2 separate regions of the Mus musculus genome follow, and region 1 is linked to region 2. The links are chromatin loops, found by intact Hi-C in ENCODE. Cell type or tissue: gastrocnemius. All regions are shown on one strand.

Evidence for each region. Hi-C counts contacts between places; a loop is a spot of excess contacts. Peaks named below come from ENCODE experiments on the same cell type or tissue, not always from the same donor. Only the 100,000 strongest peaks of a DNase experiment are listed, where the experiment ranks them.
Region 1: it touches region 2 in a loop (2.5-fold over the local background); 7 of 42 quality-filtered maps call a loop at or near these places.

The regions. Positions count from the first base shown.
Region 1 is chr4:151,606,062-151,614,061 of GRCm38, forward strand. The region is part of intron 3 of Camta1 (calmodulin binding transcription activator 1); the gene reads right to left. Among named protein-coding and RNA genes, the nearest start is that of Gm52712, 32 kb to the right of the region's middle. In gastrocnemius, a CTCF peak has its summit at 4,416 (motif pointing right); DNase peaks (open chromatin) are centred at 4,408 and 5,785.
Region 2 is chr4:151,761,049-151,769,048 of GRCm38, forward strand. All of the region lies in intron 3 of Camta1 (calmodulin binding transcription activator 1), which reads right to left. Among named protein-coding and RNA genes, the nearest start is that of Gm52710, 29 kb to the left of the region's middle. In gastrocnemius, no CTCF peak of the experiment used is centred here; a DNase peak (open chromatin) is centred at 4,585.

The DNA of each region.
Region 1 (8,000 bases), 150 kb before region 2:
CTCACCCTCTGTACCTCAGGCTCAGTGAAGGGCTTTGGTTTAGTGGTGAAGGCACTACTGTACACCAGCAGTGACAATTGCACCTATACACAAGCTGTTGTGGGGATTAAGTGAAGGAATTTATGTAAAGTCACTTAAAACCAGACCTGGAACTCATTACTGAAGCAAAATGGCTAAATATTACTATAATTTCACTTAGCTAATAAATTCTGATGGGAAATGAAAAAATTCCACATTATGCAACAATTTAAAACCATTCGTGGGATGCTAGGGAGGTGGCTCAGTTAAGAGCACTGCTTGCTCATCCAGAGGACCCAGATGCAATTCCTGGCACCCACATAGGAGCTCACAACCATCTGTAGCTCCATTTCCAGGGAACCTGCTACCCTCTTTTGGACTCATGGGCACTGCACACATGTGGCACATACACATACATGCAGGCAAAACAGCCATACACATAAATAAACATGGGCTGTTCAGATGCAGAGCAGCTAAAAGCATTTTACTGTGCTTCCTTCCACCTTACATGATGCTCATGTAAATGTGCAAGGATAAAAATGACTCCTCTGAACTACACACATATTCTGTGCTACTCCCCATCACTTATGCACACACACACATGCATACATACAACATACACACTCACACACATGCACAAACACACACTCACACATGCACATGCACACTTGCACACATACATGTACACATGAACATGCACACACATGTACATGCATACACACCACAGGCACACTCATACACATAGTTGCACAGGCACATGCATATACACATGTACACACACACACACACCCCACACGCACACACACATGCACACACTCACACACACTACATGAAAACTCACATACTCACACATGCACATGCATATTTGCACACATGCATGCACACATGTATATGCACACACATGCATCACACATGCATGCACACATGTATATGCACACACATGCACACATGCACATGCATACTCACTCATACATACTACATGCACACTCACACACGCACATGCCTATTTGCACATGTACATGTACCACATTTTAAAATCATTGAGGAATACTTTAACCCTTATAAGAATGTTGGAAAACACAATAAAAGTTGTATAACATAATCTCAAACATATTTTGAGGAGTTGGGGAGACATTTTATGAGAACATTAACGCTGGTTGGATTCGGGCATAAGTACTTAAATCAATTCTATTTCTGTGCATTTTCTTCTATTTTTTCCATTTTTTCTACAATTAGCATATGTTTTATAATTAGGAGAAAACTATACTTCAAAGACTCTAACTCAAAGTTGAAATGGCTTTAATCTTGAAATGAAATGTACCATTCTGCAAGGCACATAATAACTCCGTAGATGGCTGAGGATGGCTGTGTCTTTCCTTCAGACTATAGCACAGGATGTTTGCCGACTCTGATCTCTCTGTGACACCCCGCATCTACTGAAATAGGAATTTTACCCAAACTTTTGATCTACTTCCCACCCGAGGGTAACAGTGATAGCCTTAAAAGACCCAGGATTCAGGCCCCGCAGCTCAGATCCCCCTGCCCACCTCTCAGTCCAAAGGATACTACTGGACAACACACATGAAGCCAAGCACTGAGCTCCCAAGAGCCTCTCATATAGCCTTGGCATGACTCTGTAGTGTAGGTGGTGACCAGACCCACTTCATAGACACCAAAGTAGAAGAGCTAAGCATTTAGTCCCCAGTTGGTGGGAGTTGTGGAGGCTTTGAGGGGTGGTGCCTCACTTAATGAAGTGGTCATGTGCGTAGTCTGGAGGCCTGATAGCCCGGCACCGCTTCTTGTTCATCCTATGTTCCTTGACTGTAGACATGATGCACCTAAGCCCCTTGGGCTCCTGCCACCATGCTTTCCATACCATGATACACTGCACTCTTTACTTGTGACCCAGAACAGACTCTTCCTCTCTGGTTGATTGCTGTGTACTTGGTCACAGCACCAAGAAATATAACTAGTATGCTCTACACACCACTGCCTCTCTGAAGACCTCCCCCTGTATCTCTTCAGCAGGCAAAGACCACCCTAATACTGACTCATCCCCACCCCTCGAGTCATTCTGTTTCCTCTGCTTCTGTAGCATCTACAGCAAATCCATTCATTCTGCCTTCAAAAGTGGCTGTAGTCCAACACATCTCTGCCTGCCACCCCCTGGAGTCAAGCCAGCCGCACCTCTCACCTGGATGGCTGCAATGTCATCCTCCCTGCTCTCCCCATGACACCCTGGCTCTCCCAACACCGGCCCTATCTCTCTCAAAGTCAAAAGAAAGGTCTTTACAGTGACCTGCTGGTCCTGTGTGATATGGCGCTCTCTGCCTCTCCACTCCTTGCTATCCTGCTCTTTGCTGCCTCCTGAACATCTGGTGCACCCCACCCCAGGACCCTTCTGCCTGCAATCTCATAATATGTCCAGCTCCCTGTCTGCCTTCCTTTGGGTCCCAGCTCAGATGCCCCCTTGTTGGTAAGCATTAAAAAGCAACACCTACGGGGCCCTGTCCAACTGCTTTCCTGTTGGTCCAAGGAGGACGTGCTTCCATCTGACTTTCTGGGGATTCTGCTCTGTTTTGTTGACTACCGTTTTCTGTGCCTCACCCCCACTCCCACTTGAATGCAGAGGCCTCTTTCAATCATTGTGGAACCTCCCCAGGCCTTGGAACACTGGGTTAATATAAAAAAATAATAATATCAAATACATGAATGTAAACAAACTGGATGACAATCATCTCTCTAATAAACTTCAGTACTGTGTTCCAAACTTACATCTGAGACCTTCAAAGTCCACCTCCCCCTGCCTCTGGGCACTAAGAAGCACTGCCTGAGAACCTCACAAAATCAGAGACATCAACCAGCACCCACAGTCATGGAGAAAGCTACTGTGACCCTCCTTGGTGTCTGAGAGTGGTCACAGAGCCAGTCTACATGCGTACAAAGGCCAAGGAACATGGAGCAGTAATTTGCCTTTAATCCCACTGAGGCTCAGAAGATGCCGTGCACAGGCCAGCACAAACACATCCTCTCCACAGGAGGAGCTACCACAACTGCCGACCCTCCTAACAGAGCCTCAGGCCTCCATCCGCACTGCTCATTTTGGTAATGATCCCCCCAGGTAGGAGGCCACAGTATGGGAGGCGCAGCCCAGGCTCTTTGTTTTAATTGGTCCCACGCATTTCTGATTTTTAGAGCACCCCTCACTTACTTGGCTTAAAAAGTCAATCTCTGCATGATCCAATAGGAGCCCAGAGAATAGGTAAGAGAATCTCGACTATAACATTTGCGCTTAATGGTTAGCTATTAATTGGCTTTTTCTGTGGGTGTGTAAATCATTTCAGTTTGGTTCACTGGCATTAATGAAGGAGCAGTGCTCATCAACGGTCCACATTCCACGTCACCTTGTAAAACCACAGCCCATGCATTTAAAAAATAAAATAAAATAGATTTATCACGATTCAAAATGCAGATAGTCATTAAAATAATAATTAAAATATAACTACAAGTACAATAAAAGTTCCATGATAACAGCCTACACCTTAATGTATATTAATTCTCTTAATGATTTACTATATACTTCTTACAGGGTCAAATCAATGTCTATACCAAAAAAAAAAAAAAAATTCAATTAAACCCTATTCACTGTATCTTTCAAGGGAGTCTATTGTTTGGTTTTGTCTCCCTACCAGGCCATTTGTCAGTTGTTCTCACCCAAGATTACAAACAGAAAGGACATGACCCATCAAGGTCGGGAGGAAAGCATCCAGGCCCAGTCAGTCCACCCTCGCCATCTCCCGCTCATTTTTCACTAGCGACCTTGTGGAGGGGGGAAAGGGAGGCGCTGCTGGGTCCATATTCCCAAATAAACCTTTGGCCTGCAGGCCATAACCTTCACAACTCTCCCACCCCACTCACTGGACCAGCTGAAGTAAGCTGAAGTAAGCTACTGCGAGCAACAGACACTGGCTTCCCCACCCCCACCCCGGAACTTCTTGCCCTAATACACAGACCAAGTCAGCTTGTCCTTTCCAAACTCTCCCTCCCCTGCGTTGAGGTGAAGAAAAAAAAATCGTGTCCCTGGTCCCTGCACCAATGCCAGTGGCTTGCCAAGCTTTCCCCTTGCCTGAGTGCGTTTATGAAAAATTAAAACCCAGAGACTATTCCCATGCTTGGGGGCAATGGACTGCCAGGGACGGCTTCCTAAAGCTGAAGGCTAGAGGTCAGAGGTTTCCTAGAATCTCTTCTCTGCCCTCTCCCTGTCATTCAGCACAGATGGGCAGGGTGGAGAGCCAGCAGGAAAACCCTAGGGGACTTAGACTCTGGTTGGGCCCAGTGAATGGATGCAGAGGTTAGGGTCCGCTGCTTAGCCAGTTCCTCGGTCCGTGACCACTAGGGGGCAACCAGCATCCCCGTATCTGCCAGTGGATAAGGTCCTGAGCTCCAATGGCATCTATCTAGAGAGTTTTGAGATTTGGAAGAGGGAAGAAATAAGAAGTTCGTGTCACACCCATTTTGCAGGCAAAGAAAACCAACTCGCTGAATGACAGCTTACTTTGGGACCCAGCATTTAGAAAGGACGCTGAAAGAAGCCCAGGCGATACTGAATGCGCATGCTCTTGTGAACGGCTTCGAAAAGCTACAAATTGCCTCTCTCCTGGCCCTTCCCGGTTGGCATGGCAGGGGCTCCGGTATGTGTTTGAAAAGGCCCCTCTCACTGAGATCCCCTCGCTCTGCTGTCCCTTCTGTGCACAAGACCTCGCCTCTCAGAAGACCCTTGTGGGTCCAGAGAACACTTGGACCTCCGGAAGCCCATCGAAGATGGAGAGAACAGGAACGGGGCTAAGGAGAGGGGTAGACAGCAGAGGTTCTCATTAAGCAAGGCGGCCTCATGCTGTTGCAAGACTTTATAAGCCTCAGCTGCACAATGCTGTTTAAAATATAGGTGCAATTTGGGCCTGTGGTTAATACTGTTTAATTTTATTTTGTACTGTGTAGTATTTCCCCAAGCTGGGCCTAGGCTGATTTGAATCTTGGCTCCAGGTTTTGCTGTCTTGACAAATTTGCCTAGTTTGGGTTCCCTCTGCCAGGACCCTGTGCCCATGTCGGGCTTGTGGTCTACAGCTAATGTCCAGGATCCCCTCACAGGACCCACAGACCAAAAGGAGGACTCACAACTAGCTGGTCCCTTGGGGGTAGAGGAGCTAGGCCACACTACTGGCAAGAGCTCTCCACACCTTTGGCATCAGGGTCATTCATTTGCATATTTTCAACCTCTGTGCCTTATCTGTGTGCACACCAGGTTGTGTGCATGAGATTCGTGGCTTGGAAATTTTTGATCACATGGCCCTTGGAGGAGTTCAAGGCTCCAAAAAAGAAAGCATATTTTCTATTCCTGGCTCCCTTGATTGGAAGCAATGTGACCCTGGGAAAGCCTCTGCATATCTTGGGTATTATTTTTATCCCAGAGGGTCTCTGGGAAGGTTGGGGAAGAAGACTGGCCCTCCCTTGGCAGAGTGAGGCACACAGTAGGTGGTCAGTAAATGACAAAACCCTTCCTGGACAGTGATGGGCTTCCCCTGTGGCCTTTGGGTCAAAGAAATCCTCGTAAAATAAAGATGTTTTCAGAAGTAGGAAAAGGATGAACAGGCTCCTGGGGTCCTTTGGGAGCCAGAGTGTGACAGGTGGGTCTGTTATCTTCTTTTGGATCTGTAGCTCTGAGAGACCAAGACCGCAGCCAACTCTGCCCCTCCCGTGCCCTGAGGCTCTTGAGCAACTCCCTGCACAGGAGTCTGGCTTCCTTCTTCACTGTCAATTATATACATGAAAACACGCCAATAAATCCGCTCAGCTGGAACACCCCATAAACACTAGTATGTAAAAAGAAAGAGAAAAGAGATTTTCATGCCCGGCATGCTGAGCAATAAGAAAAAGAGATAGAGACTGCTGGTCCCTTGGCAGCCCCTGAGTGGCCAGGAGGGTCTTGTCAAGAGGTGCCCCTGGCTCACTGACGAGATCTAGCAAGCCGGGTCAGTCAAATGTTGTGGAGCCATGAATTTTTCCCCATTCCAATAAAGTGCCTTTTACTTTATTCATCCAGATTATGTAGAAATGGATTTTTCCATAAAAAGCAGAGCTCAGGAGACATGATGGATTTTCTCTGGCACCTCACGGGTGCATGTCTATGCCTACTGCCGTCTTCCCAGCCCAATAGCACACGCCTTGATCGGCCTGTCTTCCCTTCTGGCTGCTCATTGGCTTTCAATAATTTCTCAGAAGCCCATGGGTAGCCACTAAATTTAAACTCCTGTCCTGAAAACTCAAATTCAACTCAATAAGCACGTATTGACATCCAACCGCACACAGGATATGAAACCAGGTGTTGTGCTGCAAAGAGGAACGGGAGAGAGGAACGGTCTCCTAAGCAGGTCAGCACTGGAATATTCTCCAGTTTGAGCTCAGCACAAGGAACTTCAAGGACTGGCAAAGGACATACGGATGTGAGCAAAAGAATGTAGTACCATTTGCAAGAGGACACTTCAGGCTACAAAAATCGCAGAAAACTCTAACCTGGAGCATCTTGGAGAGGAACACAGGTTATTTCAAGCCATGAGAGGTCAGCAGATGCCACTCACCCTCAAGAACCAGAGGGTAAGGGATGGGGTGATGGCCCAGTGGTAAGCAGTTTATTGGACAGGCACAGGGACCTGAGTTCCACTTCTAGCACCCACATTAAAACGTCAGCTATGAGGCCACGCCTGTGCCTTCAACACAGGACAGGCAGAGCTAGGAAGATCCCTGCAGCTTGCTAGCCAGTCTAATCTAATCAGTGAGCTCCAGGTTCCACGAGAGACCCTGACTCACAAGAGAAGGTGCAGAGCAACTAAGAAAGACATTGAACATCAACTGCTGGCTTCCTCATGCACCAAAATGTCCACATGCACTCAGAACCCGAGTCCTGCTGGCAAGAACTAAAAAAACGATGCTGGGTAACCTGTGGAAGGCAGTCCCTCTCTAAGAGGACAGACACCCTCAGGTGTTCTAGAAAGTGTCAGGATAGCTGCATGCTAAAATTAGTGAGTTTTTCTCATCTGCTCCTTTCTGTGTCCTTGCAAGAATCATGGTGATTGGCATGCACACAGCACACACAAATATTGGATGGGTAGATGGATGGATGGATGGATGGATGGATGGATGGATGGATGGACGGATGGATGGGTGGATGGATACCTAATTAATCCATAGTAATGTGAACAAATCCAAGTGTACCCTGACTACCTATAGGGTTTCAGAGAAGCAGAATAAGAAGGCCATGTTTAAGAAGAAAACACATGGTACACAGAATCCTGTTTTTTAAGAAGATATTGATCAGAGACAAGGAAGACATATAAGCATTCCCAGAGACACTTGACCCTGTTTGGCCAATATCATTCACAGAAGAATGATGCTGACTCTAACAAGTCTGAAGCTCAAAATGTCCAAATCCCTTCTGTGAACAAAAACCAACGAGCCACGCGATTAGGTTTATCACAGCAACAATCTCACTCACGATACAAGTTTTCTGAATTCATTACCTTTCCTGTCTATCACGGTTATCAAATACCTGACAAGAAGCTTAAGGAGAGAAGAGGTATTCCCACTCAGGGTTTGCAAAGCATGATGCTATCATCATGGCGGAAGGTACAGCAGCTGCGTTTGCATGTCAAATGTCTGGTGCATAATCATGTGTTTGAACACTTGGTCCCCAGATGATAGCAATGTTTGGGAGGTTGTAAAAAAAAATACTGAGTGATGGAGCTTAGCTGGAAGAGGTAGGTATAGATGTGGGCCTTGCAGTGTAATCCCTGGTCCCACTTTCTGTCCAAAGTCTGTTTCCTAGCCTTCTGAAACATGAGCAGGTTCCTACCACCACAGAAGCCCTCCATGTCATCCCCACCATGGTAGATGGTATCCCTTCAAACCACAAGCCAAAAATGAACTTC
Region 2 (8,000 bases):
AAGGCAGCCTAAGGCACAGAGGTGCTCATGACAATTGCCAGCAGACAGAAAGAGGCCTCCTCCCCGACAGGGCCAAGCTCAGTCAGAGGCGACAAGAGGAGTGGCCTCTTGGGCCCCAAACTTCCCAGCATGGCCTCAGAGCCAAACTGCAGTTTATCCACACTGGCTCTGGGTCTAAGGCTAAGTTCCTCTTCCTGTCTGTCCAAGAAGCAGAGGGCACTAGCCCTCCAGGGACTCCCTCCCCAGCTCCCTCTAACTTGGTCTATTAATTTAAAACCCAGGAAACTGGCCAGAAGTGGTAGGCACAGGGGATGTCTGAGAGGGTCTAATTACTGCAGCCGCTCCAAATGGAAGGTAACACCTTGTCTCCTCATTAGCAGATGGACTGCAATTTAGGATGACAACCTGGAGGACAGCGATGGGGACATGTGCTCCCCTGCAGGTCCCCACCTCACCGCCACTTTAATTTCCTCACTGTTGAGTGGTTATGAGCAAAGCACTCCCAGCAGAAGGCTCTGAAGTTCTGAGGAAGCCCTGTGATATGGTTCTGGGGTGTGTAGGGTCCAGGCCCAGCCACCAGAAGTCCCACATACAGACCTGTGAGGTAACAGGAACACACACCTCAGCCTTTAAAAGTATTTTCTCATTAAATATTCAGTGTGACCATGTTGACTGTGCTCTATAAACAGATATGGTACAAGATGGGCTTCAAGGACACAGCAATCTTCCTCAACAGTGACACATTGGGATTCAAGGTGCAGAGGACGGCTCCCCAGCAGTTCCAGGGCACATAAAGTTCTGTCAGAATTTACACTAGCATTTCCCTATCAAAAACAAAAACAAAGGACACTTCCTCAGCTGGCCTTGTCTTAGGAGCCTCAGAAATGTCTATGCAGTGAATTAACCCCTCAAAATTCCATCCTAGACTGGCTTTTAGAGAGCCTCCTTGGGGTGCTGAGCCTCCTGAGTAACTGTGCCCCAAAGAAAGTAGAGGAGCCCTGGCATACACTGGGAAAAAAACCAGAATAACTTTGCATGGCTTTTCCTAGGGAGACATAACCTAGGGGAGAGAAGGCACCGAGGCTCGAGGGCCTCGTCCAGGTGGGGTCACTCACAGGAGAAGCAGAACAAGCACGCGGAAGGCATCTCCACCACCACCGACAGCCCAGCCAGTCTGTCACTGACTTCCTAAATAGTAGGGGGAGGGAGGTAGAGCAAAGCTCTCCTGAACTTCATGGCCCTCCCCCACCGCACCCCCCTGAGGGAATGCTAACAGGCTGGGCTGGTACTGTTGCCCTTGGGTTGTCACAGCTGCCTCTGCCCAGCTGAGACAGCTACTCTATGTAAGCTGTATGAGTTTCAGGTGAAGGCTTTTCTCTTCTACCCAGTCAGGTATTCCTGGGGAGCTGGAGCAGGCTGGGCTCATCTGGATCTTGAACTCGGCCTGGCAGACGTGGATTAACAAGAAGTCCCTTGGATCGCTGTGCAGCCACCAGAGCCTGACAGGTCGCATCACCTCAGCTCTGGAAGGGCAGCAAGGGCTTTGTTTGATCCCAGAGCAGCAAAGGCTGAAAAGCAGAGCTCTTGAGTTTCAGGAGAGCTCTGACAGGCCAGCTGACCTCCAGGAACAGGAGACTGGACAGTGTGCTGCTCTGGAGTTTGTGCGGGCTGACTGGTTGGAGAAAAGACACTAGGAGGAAACATTCCTTGGCTGTAGGCTAATGCTTTAGTGAGAGGCCATTGATCCCACTCCACTCCTCTTCGGAGTTGAATCTGAGACAAGAATAGTTGAGAACTGTAACGTTTGTGCAAGGTGTTTCACAAAAGCCTTCCTCACACAGATATTGCTAGGCCACACAATCAGCCCAAGGTTATGGGTGAACACACCAGGACTTCCATGTATTGGGACTTACTCCTGTCCCTAAGCTAGAGTCACCATGAAAACTGGCAGGTGGGTTTTGGCTCAGTGGGAGCATGTGCGACGCCCTGGGTTTATGAGCCTGGCCATAGCCACGCTCCCTGGAGCTTCCCCTCCTAACAAGGCAGTTCTGCATCCTGCCAGTTCAACTCTGCCCTGAGCTGAATCTATCTGCCTGGGTCTTCTCCAGTGCTCCTCTCAGGGTAGGGAACCTAAGCACCAGAGAACTGCACCCTGCAACAGAACCTCCAAACCCACCAGCCCAAAATGAAGCTTCCCAGATTATGGCAGCACCAGTATCAGGACCTGGCAGCCAGCATGCTTAGATGGTGTTGCTTAGACACTCTCTAGGTTTGTTTTCAAGTACAGCTGGATAAGAAGACAAACTAGCTTCCCAGGAGTATTTTGAATTAATTCAAATATAACCTATCTAAACACTACAGAGTGTAAACCACTTTGTTTGCCCTTTCACCTCAATTATTAAAAGTTCTTAAAACTATCCTGTTCACACCAACCACTTCAGATGACCACAGCAGACAGTTGTCTCTCAGAGGCCAAGAAACCCTTGTTCCTCCACTGCAGAGCACTGGATGTAACACGGCCAGGGTGCTTGTGTTATTATGTCCTTCACCTGTTATCATGGCATGATGCCTTTTGTTACATGATAAAATTGATCACGCGGCTCCAGCAGTGGGCCCGCAGTGTTCGTGTGGTTCTGAAGACAGTGGGATACCAAGCTCACCTGTCAGTAGAAAGTTCTGGTGAAAGGGTGGATTGCCCCAGAGCAGCAAAAGGAGGGAACAGCGACACCCACAGCCGCCCTAGGCTGGAGTTCACACCCCACACTGTCCAAGGTGACCCTCAGCTGTGTTTTTGGTCTTCTCAACTCTCCACCCCAAAAATATAAAATGAAGGAGGGCTGTACTTCATCAAACCAGAAGCCTGCAACACAAATCCCTCTTCTGAGGAAAGCAAGCTTGTCCGAGGCCAGCTGTTGAGAGTGAGGTGAGCTCTGACTGGCTGTGTACCCTGAGCACCGCTGGTGCATGCAGCCACCAGGCCTGTGCTTCAGGGCTACAGAGTGCTAGGGGCTCCCTCCGAGTCATACAGGCGTGAAGAGACAAGTAGATGTAGGCAGCCTCCAGGGGTAGGACAGAGTGGAAGGCCTGGGAGCTGACCGTGGTGCTGACCAGGGGTAGCCTCTGACTGTGGGACATACCTCCAAGAAAATTAGAAAAGTAGAGAATGGGGGTATACTCAGAAAGGAAAACAGAGGACTTAAGCAGAACTGTGGTGAGGGTCTCTGGAAGAAGGAACAGGGATCGAAATGGCAATTGCTTAGGTATCTGGGGGAAAGCAAGTGGCCACTATGATCCAGAAAACAAGGGGAAAAAGACTTGAGGGAGAGAGGTCACAAGGGAGATTTCTGAGAGCCCAGAAAGGCACAGGGGGCTGGAGGACTGTGCTGGCTCCCAGGAAGAATCACTAAGGTCTGCCTGGCTCGTGGATTATGTCTGTGAACAGTTCTGGGGTGGCTGAAGGCAGTCTTCCCAGGCCAAGGAGCTCTTACTCCCAAGGTGGGCTAGCCCAGTACCAGATGCTCACTGGTGTCTCATAGGAAGGGACAATCAGCCCAAGGGACAGCAAACTCACTGACAGCCAGTTACATGCAGTCCTGTCAGACACCTTGGTTCACTGAAGGTCACAGTGCTGCATGTGGTCTGACCACGCTCAGAGCTCCTGACTGCCTTCATCTGAACCTAACCCACAGCCCATCTCACTTGGAAGCATGCCTGCATCAAACTGCAACCACTCCCCCTCAAGCCTCCCAGAAAGGTGGGAGGTTGTGGGGCAGGACAGAGAGGGGCACTGAGGAGGGCAGCTGCTGAGGCAGCAATTTCATCTGTCCAGTCTCCTTACAGTAGAGTTCCTTGAGGTCAGGGACTGCGTCCCACCATCCATCCCTGAGCCCAGAAGTCTGGCGACTCAGCAGATAGCAAGTGTTGACACTGCCGCCTGGCTCCAGGATGCCCTGTAACTCTCCCTGTTTTCCCAACTCAAGGACAGGGTGGAAACCACACACCGGATTTAAAAAAGCAAACAGACTGAAAAAATTAGAACAGACAAAACGAAAGCATCTGCAGACAGAAGCCTTAAGTGCTGGCTACCTGGAAGGTGGAGTTTCCTCTTCATCCCCTGGGGTCCCTCAGGAGAAAGGCAGGCTTGTCAAGGAGCATGCTGCAGCCTGCAGCTCTCTGGCCGGTCAACACCATTCCTCCTCTGCTGCCCACGGGGCTCAGGAAGCAAGGTCTTAAACTTAGCTAAAATGCATATTTTGATTTACTCAAGAAACTCAAACTGGCCCCAGGCAAATAATAACTGCATGAGAATATTTCATTTAGCACCTTCCCCTCTTACTCCCTTCAGGGAGAAGACTGCTGCACTCAGAAGTGAGGGGGAGGGAAAATTAAATAAAAAACACATCGAAGGAACAGCTACAGAGTGGGAAAAGGAGGAATGTGTCTCAGAGCCGACCTCCAAACTCACAGCTCTGGTCTGCCTCTGAAACAATCTCACTGTGCCTTCTGCTGTGTAAACAGTAAGTATTAAAGGCATCAATTAAGGGTGGCTAGCTCCAGTGTTCCCACGGCCAAGGTCTCTGGCATGCCTCCCACCACCCTCACTTGCTATGGCAGCAGAGTAGAAGCATCTAAAATACCACCTTTTCTCTGGCTGTTTAAGGCTGGAGGAAGGGCTGCTGCCAACTGCCCTACTAGAGGACAGAGGCAGATACGCCACAAGTTACCTCTGCCCCTCCAACTGACTTCAGTAGCTCAGGCTCAGCCAAAGCACAAAGCTTGGGAGAGTTCCTTTTTAGTAGGCTGGCAGTTCTGTCTCCCAGGGTCCCTTGACAGGGCTCTGTTCCCATTTCTCTTCTCCCCTCTTTGCCGAGAAGACCATCTTGGGAAAACTACTGGGAGGATTATTAGGACCCAAAAGAGAAGAAGTTCCCCCCTCCTCTGACCTTAGATGGAAAGCCTGCACATCAAACAGTGGTCCTTCTGGCTCACCACAGTATATTTTGGGCAACACAGAGGTTCAGGATTACAGAAAGGCACTGGACTCCTGTGACCAGAGCTCAGGCATTCCAACAGACTGGCCAAGGGCATGTCCCTTGGGGACATCTCGTCTGTGTGAGACTCAAACCCAGTGGTGAAGTGGTGGCACCACCAGCCTCTATGATAGTAGGTACAAGGCTGTGTGGCCCCAGAAGATGCAAGTGAGAGATGCAGGTGCTGTCCCCAGGGATGCCAGGGGATGGCAATGGCAGGGTTAGGCTCCCACGTACTTCCTTACTCAGGTGCAGCAAGCACAGAGCAGGTCAGGGGCAGGGTTCCCTGGAAAAGCTCATCCCCATTCACCTGAGAACTCCGGGTCCTCAGCATGGGGACAGTGGCTTTAGCAGCATAATGTGTAATATAAATAAAGGAGATAAGGCTAAGAACAAGGAGGCAGATACCATCACAGGTAAATGGATATGTGTTCCTCTAGATGGGAAGGCAGCCCAGAGAGAAGGCCAAGAGGGAAGGCTGGCCAGGAAACAGGAGGGACTGAGGAATGGAGCAGGAGGACAGTGCCCTGAATGAAAGGGACAATGGACATCAGAAAAAAAAAATGTTCAGGCACTCCAGAACACAGAGGCAGAAACCAGACCATGGATTGGTAACTGAGAGTTTCAAGCAGAGCCAGTAGTGGCACACTGCCTGCAAGTGCAGCCCTTGCAGCTCAGGCAGAGGAAGGCTAAGTGTGAGGCCAACCTGCCAGATAGAATTAAACCTTGTCCAAAAAAAAAAAAAAGTTGTCAGTGAATCCCCAAAGAAAGACCTACTCAGTGTGGCAGGGAGGCAGACACAGCATAAACAGTAGTGCAATCTGGGTGAAATTTCACTTGAGACAGAACAAGTCTGAGCAGAGGTGGTGAGCAGTGGTCAGCTCTGTCTAGACAAGCGGTCTGAATTCAGCAGCAGGGTACACTCAGGTAACTGGGGAACTGTCTAGACATGATGGATGACACCACCCTTAAGAAGTGCTTGGATAGACCAAAGCAAGAGCAGTAGGGTTCAAAGAAGGCCAGGCCAAGGGCCCACCTCCACCATCATCCACACCCCTCCTTCCCAATGTGTCTGAGCTGCAGCTGCCTTGGCTTTCAAGGCCCGCTCTATGGCTGGGCACATGCAAGTCCCCCAGATATTCCTAATATGGGGATAATACGGGAGTAATACAGGGTTTCTATAGATGGACAACTGGCAAGATCCCAGAGCCATGGGTCAGTCAGCAGCTGACCTGTTTGCTCTTGCCTCGGCAGACCAACAATGTGCACCACCCAGAAACTAAGGTATGAAGGATTCATCCAACAGCAGTCAAGCAAACAGATCGCTATTGCAACCTGGGATTCAAGTGTACATAAAAGGCCTCATACACCAGGCATAGTGCAGTCAGAGGTACAGACGGGAACTCAGGTCTCCTCCTGGCCACTTCCCTTCTGTCTCATGGTCACCACTGGCAGGTTTCCTTGGCATTCATGTCCTTATGCAAGTGCTGAGTAAACACGTCTCATTCTGGAGTTTCGCCGCCCGCCCGCGGTAGCTATCAGCAGTTCTGTAATACTCCATTAAATGTTTGCCAGCTGATAGATGTGGGTTGTTCCCAGTTTGGGGTTTCATATAAACATGATTGTCCAAGTCCTTTAAGGGAGCTTTCATATTTATTTCTTTAAGGTAATTACTTAACAGGGGAATTGCTGGGCCATAATATAGATTGCAGAGGAAAATCATGTAAAACCTCAGAGACTGTAATTCTTTTATTTTTTTCCACTTTTATGTATGTGCATCTGCGTGTGCCAAGTGTACATGTGGCTGTGAAGGACAGAAGAGGACACTGGGTCCCCTGGGATTAGTTTTGAGTGCTAGGATAGAACTCTGAGAGCAGGAAGCGCTCACAGCTGCTGAGCATCTTCCCTCACTTCAGCAGCCTCTGCTTTTCAGCAGCCGTTCCCTCACTGACCCCCTAATGGACACTGCATTTTCCCGGGTTCCTGGTATGCAGCATGATTTCACCACACTTATTATCTGAAGACCTTCCTTTGAATAACTCCTGTTTCAGACATTCATGGCTAACACTCTTAACAACACACAAACATGTACCCACAGCCACAGCCAAGATATGGGAGACTTCTATCATCCCAGAGCTCCTGGGCCTTTGCAGCGGTGAACTACCCACAATCCTCTGCAGCCTGACTCCTTTCCCATCAAAAGCCTTCTGGTTCTAGTCTTTTTCTGAACTTAAGACATTTGAAAGTCATCCACTTTCTGTTGGGCCTCACTGCTGTCTCCACTCTCCTGTTGAATGACATTTGGGCTGCTTTTAGATCTAGAGATCATGAGAAGAACCACAGAAAGTGTTCATAAAGATGTTTCTATCAACACAGCATCTTCTCTTAGTTATACCTTGAAGAGGAGCTGCTGGGTCATATAATAAGGAACAGTTTACTAGATTTTCTTAACGTATAGATTTATTTTTAAACCAAACCAAACCAGGCTTGATTCAAGGTGTGGCCTGCGTATTCATTTCTACCACCGAGCTGAGTTTCAGGTGCTCTGAATCTTCACCACTTGGCCACACTTCCCGTGTTTCGGTGAAGACAGTAAGTGTGTACTGGTATTTCCTTGTGGTGTAATTTCCCTGGTGACTATTGACAAGCATCCTCCATGCATATCACAGCTCTCTGTGTATCGTCAAGTGTATATTCCAGTCTCTTGCCTGTCTTCCCATTGGGTCTTAGTATTCCCGTGGCCTAAGAGTTGTCTGGGCATCATACACAGTCCTGGGAGAACCCGCTCTGCTCAGTGTGCCTTCCAGGTGTGCCTTGGGTTCCATGATCCTGTCTTTTTAATTTCTGTGAAATCTGACATTCACTTCTTACAGAATGTACCGAATCAAGCAGTCTCTTCTAACCCAAGCCTTTGGTCTTTCCCTCAGGTTGCACCATCCTGTAACATGAACGGCATCTACAGCCATCTTG